2 separate regions of the Homo sapiens genome follow, and region 2 is linked to region 1. Evidence: read pairs that join two places in POLR2A ChIA-PET (ENCODE). Cell type or tissue: MCF 10A. All regions are shown on one strand. Region 1 overlaps VPS53 (VPS53 subunit of GARP complex). Region 2 overlaps VPS53 (VPS53 subunit of GARP complex).

What was found. Peaks named below come from ENCODE experiments on the same cell type or tissue, not always from the same donor. Only the 100,000 strongest peaks of a DNase experiment are listed, where the experiment ranks them.
Region 2: POLR2A ChIA-PET joins it to region 1 with 5 read pairs; 2 of 35 experiments call an interaction of 5 or more read pairs at or near these places.

The regions. Positions count from the first base shown.
Region 1 is chr17:659,493-661,992 of GRCh38, forward strand. It overlaps VPS53 (VPS53 subunit of GARP complex), which reads right to left. Exons shown (of 22, transcript NM_001128159.3): 5 at 2,317-2,403. Among named protein-coding and RNA genes, the nearest start is that of VPS53, 54 kb to the right of the region's middle. In MCF 10A, no CTCF peak of the experiment used is centred here; no DNase peak of the experiment used is centred here.
Region 2 is chr17:595,951-598,450 of GRCh38, forward strand. The region is part of intron 12 of VPS53 (VPS53 subunit of GARP complex); the gene reads right to left. Among named protein-coding and RNA genes, the nearest start is that of VPS53-AS1, 74 kb to the left of the region's middle. In MCF 10A, no CTCF peak of the experiment used is centred here; a DNase peak (open chromatin) is centred at 1,521.

The DNA of each region.
Region 1 (2,500 bases):
CTGGTCTTGAACTCCTGGCCTCAAGTGATCCCCCCTCCTTGGCCTCCCAAACTGCTGGGATTACAGGCATGAGCCACCGTGCCCGGCTGCATCAGGGGTCTTTAACCACTGTGTTCAAAGTCACATCATCTATGACTCTTCCTGGTCCCTGCATCAAGTCCTAAATATTCTCCCTCTGCTTCATCTCAAGACTCTATCCCTTCTCTCTATGTCCTAAATATTCTCCCTCTGCTTCATCTCAAGACTCTATCCCTTCTCTCTATGTCCTAAATATTCTCCCTCTGCTTCATCTCAAGACTCTATCCCTTCTCTCTACTCCTTGTTCAGGCCCTCACTGCTCTGCACTGGAGCTGACTGGTCTCTTTATTCCCAGGATCTCCCGTCACTCCCCATCCCACAGCCTGTGTTTCTCTAGACAAACTGAACCACTGATTTTTCCCTAAACAAAGCCATCAATGGCAGGGCACACCAGGGGTACTCAGGTCAAACCTACACGAGATCATCTGCGAGACAGAAGGCCCATGGTTGATTCGCCTCAACTGACTTACACGAGACCACCTGTGAGACAGAATGCCCATAGTTGATTTGCCTCAACTGTTGCCCACGGGCTGCGAAAACGGGTAGAGCATGAAATGGGAGGTTGTAGAGTCAGACAGATCTAGGGCTGAACCCCAGCTCTACCACTCACCAACGATGCATCCTAGAACAAGTTTCTCAGCCTCACTGAGTCTCAGTTTTCTCATCTATAAGATGGGTAATCGCAAAGATAATAATGAACATAAATCCTAGTTCATAAGGTTGTGGTGAGGGCTAAATTAGAGTGCTGACACAAAGGAACCAGCACACTGCTGGCACTGAAAGAGCTCAACAAAGATCACTTCTCCCCTCACTCCCACCTCTTCCTCCCTTCAGCACAGCACTGTCCAGGAAAGCAAGCTGCTTTAAAATAAGACATCTCATAACTTGGGAGTAAACTGTCACTGCAAACCCCCTCGGTTGGAAGAGGAAGCATACTCCAGAACACAGATTAGCATCATAAGGATATCAATAAATGCAATCAACTCCAGCAAAAGCAGCATCGGATACTCTCGCTGATCTTCACGCTTTGAGGGCCCCTGGTGCTGCTGGGTGTGGTGCACCCTTGGGGAAGGACGAGGGCCCCTGGGTGCTGCTGGGTGTGGTGCATCCTTGGTGAAGGACGAGGGCCCCTGGGTGCTGCTGGGTGTGGTGCACCCTTGGGGAAGGACCACAGAAAATCCAGGTCCCTAGGACTATGCTCAGTGCTCTTCATACGTTTAATTCTCACAACAACCCTGTGAGGCAAATGCCATTATTCTTATTTTACAGTTGAAGAAGCTGGAATTCTGAGACAACTGACAGACAGGACATTATTGAGTCTGAATCTGAACCCAGGATCCAGCACTTCCCAGCGCCTCCCATGGAGGAGGAGAAGGTGAATGCTGGATTCTCGGTCTTCGGGGCAAGCTTCTGAGCACAACACCGGGGGACACAAATTTGTCAGGGGAGAACTCAACCAAAACCACATACACAGATCATGGGCGGGGACATCCCTCCTCCCTCCATCCCTCCCTCCTCCCGGCTCCAGGACCATTCTCAGCGTGCATCGAGCTACATACCGTACATCTCGATGGAGAAATGCATGATACCAATACCAAGAAATGTTAGAGAAAGGAAAATCCAAAATGACTAGGAAACTATTTTCAGAAAGGAGAAAAAAAAAAGTTGCAGCTGGGCACAGTGGCTCACACCTGTAATCCCAGCACTTTGGGAGGCCGAGGCGGGCGGATCATGAGGTCAAGAGATTGAGACCATCCTGGCCAACATGGTGAAACCCTTTCTCTACTAAAAATACAAAAAATTAGCCGGGCGTGGTGGCAGGCGCCTGTAATCCCAGCTACTTGGGCGGCTGAGGCAGGGGAATCGCTTGAACCTGGGAGGCGGAGGTTGCAGTGAGCCAAGATCGCACCACTGCACTCCAAGGCTGGCGACAGAGCAAGACTCCATCTCAAAAAAAAAAAAAAAAATACCCAAAAAACAAAACAAAACAAAACAAAAAAGTTGCCTATTTAAAACTAGGGCTGCAAACACAGGGCAGCAGAGATGGTGAGCCACCACTGACCAGCAGCTCCCCTTGAATTGATCTGAACGCATTCATAGGGGGCTTGCTTTAGAGATGCAGATGACTCTGGTTGGCAGGAGGTGCCATTATTAGAAAAAGCTCATTATTAGAATGCCTAGATGAGAAGCTCACTTCCTCTTTTGGTGCAAAAAGGTTAGGAAGAAACCAGAACTCACCATTTGCTCTGATTTTTCAGCTTTGTCTTTGATATCTTTGATTTTGCCAAAGAGTTGTTGGATAGCTTTCTGAGCCTCTTCAAGCGCCTAGAGTAAGGGAAATACATGAAAAACAAAAAGTGGCTAGAGACAGCTCCAGTCACTAACTGTAATCAATGCTAGGCACAAAAGAAATTTCCATGAA
Region 2 (2,500 bases), 64 kb before region 1:
GATGCACTCTAGTGTCCCCCTGGAGGAAGCTGGGAGATGGGAAGGGGTCTGGATCAATTTCCTGGTTTGATGATGGACTCTACTATGTTAGCTGTCCCCTGGAGGACGCTGGGAGATCAGTACACTGTACCTCGCTGTACTAGGTTTATAATTTATGAGCCCATAATTATTTCAAAATATAAAGTTTTTTAAAAAGTGGTTCAGAAGATGTGGACCTGCATGTGAAGAAGTTTTAGAAATATCTTTATTTATTTTGCCTATAGTTTCCTTTTTATGTATGCACAAAAGTGATATATGATTTGAAAGAAACTATGTTGGAGTAAGTGTGAAGAGCTCATCTCTTAGGTATAAAATACAGATTCCAAGTGAGTAAAGAAAATGGCTACATAATTCCAACGAACTCATCTTGTTCAGTCTGCCACAGGCCCTGCCCTTGATGACGTCCCACAGGTCCTGCCCTTGATGAGGCCCCACAGGACACTCAGAAAGCTGCATGACCAGGCAGTGCCAGGGTTCCACCTCTATCTGCAGATGACGCTGCCCTGCCCTGCCCTCCCCACCAACAGCACTCTTCTGCAGTGAGGAGGGACCCTTGACCCTGCCACCACAGCACCCGGGTCCTCTTGCAGCACTTCTAGTGAGCTGAAGCAAGAGAGGAATAATGGGAGAGACTGCCTGAAGTTTCCTTTTTTCTTACTTTTTTCCTGCAGGGCTGCCTCCTGCCTATGGCTACGTTATGAACGTGCTCAGTTTAGATAGTAGGTGCTGGAATTTTGGCTAACTGGCATTTCCCTTTGCACCAAGCAACTGCCCAAAGGGTTGATTCTCAGCTTAAACACTACACTAAGTCATTTAGCAGTAATGTTTGGGCCGGGTTCTGAGTGTGTGAATTCTGTCCAAAAGCTGAAGATGTTTAAGCTATTTCCTCCTGGAGTTTGGTGGAATAATAAAAGGTTACTGTTGTCACAGTGAGGAGGTCTGCAGCTGGTCCCACTTCCTTTCATTACTACCCAATGTAAACAGATTAAATCGAACCGCTCGGATCACCAGAAGGGACATTCCTTATTTCTGCTCCTTTCTGTTATGCTTTCAGTGTCCCTCAGGCTCCTTTCAGATGTCAGTTTTTATCATTGGGAATATCTTGGCAACTGATTGCTCAGGCCCTCTTGTAAACGAAATACCTTCTTTCAGGTTCCCTCTCTCTTCTCAGCAGCGAGGCGTAAACTGCAGTAGTGAGCAGGGTGTGACCCTTACCTTGAGGGCCACATGGCTACTGACTGCAGCCATGAAATGGGTTAGGTCACCCACAGAGCCGGCAGAGACCTTCCCTCCAACCACCTCTGGCTGATTTCACCACTAACACCTGGTGGGGTCCCTCCCCCACCCCAAGAGGTCTGCTTTTGTTGTGCACCCCACTCTGGGAAGAGGGAGATCCTGGGGCGCCCACCTAATCAGCCACCAGCAAGGCCAGGGCTGGTGACGCAGCAGGAGGTAAGGGATGGCGTGGGTGGAGGCATTAGTCACTGGCATGTAAGTGTTATTACTAATCAGTAATAGCCCATGAAATGGTGGGTGGATCAGCTAGATTAGGGGGTTTAGTTGTTTCTTTTGAGATGGAGTCTCACTCTGTCACCCAGGCTATAGTGCAATGGCGTGATCTCGGCTCACTGTAACCTCCGCCTCCCAAGTTCACACGATTCTCCTGCCTCAGCCTCCTGAGTAGCTGGGATTACAGGCATGCACCACCACGCCCGGCTAATTTTGTATTTTTAGTATGGTTTCACCATGTTGTTTAGTATGGTTTCAACATAGTTTCACCATGTTGGTCAGGCTGGTTTTGAACTCCTGACCTCAGGTGATCGGCCTGCCTCAGCCTCCCAAAGTGCTGGGATTACAGGCATGAGCCACCATTCCCGGCCATTTTTTTTTTAAATTACATAAAACCTCTGGTTCAAAAAAAAATTTCATCTGAAAGCCCACAATACAAAATGACTTGCAGCTCTCCCTCTCCCTCTCCCTCTCCCCACGGTCTCCCTCTCCCTCTCTTTCCACGGTCTCCCTCTCATGCTGAGCCGAAGCTGGACTGTACTGCTGCCATCTCGGCTCACTGCAACCTCCCTGCCTGATTCTCCTGACTCAGCCTGCCGAGTGCCTGCGATTGCAGGCTCGCGCCGCCACACCTGACTGGTTTTGGTGGAGACGGGGTTTCGCTGGGTTGGCCAGGCCGGTCTCCAGCCCCTAACCGCAAGTGATCCGCCAGCCTCGGCCTCCCGAGGTGCCGGGATTGCAGACGGAGTCTCGTTCACTCAGTGCTCAATGGTGCCCAGGCTGGAGTGCAGGGGCGTGATCTCAGCTCGCTACAACCTCCACCTCCCAGCCGCCTGCCTTGGCCTCCCAAAGTGCCGAGATTGCAGCCTCTGCCCGGCCACCACCCCGTCTGGGAAGTGAGAAGCGTCTCTGCCTGGCCGCCCATCATCTGGGATGTGAGGAGCCCCTCTGC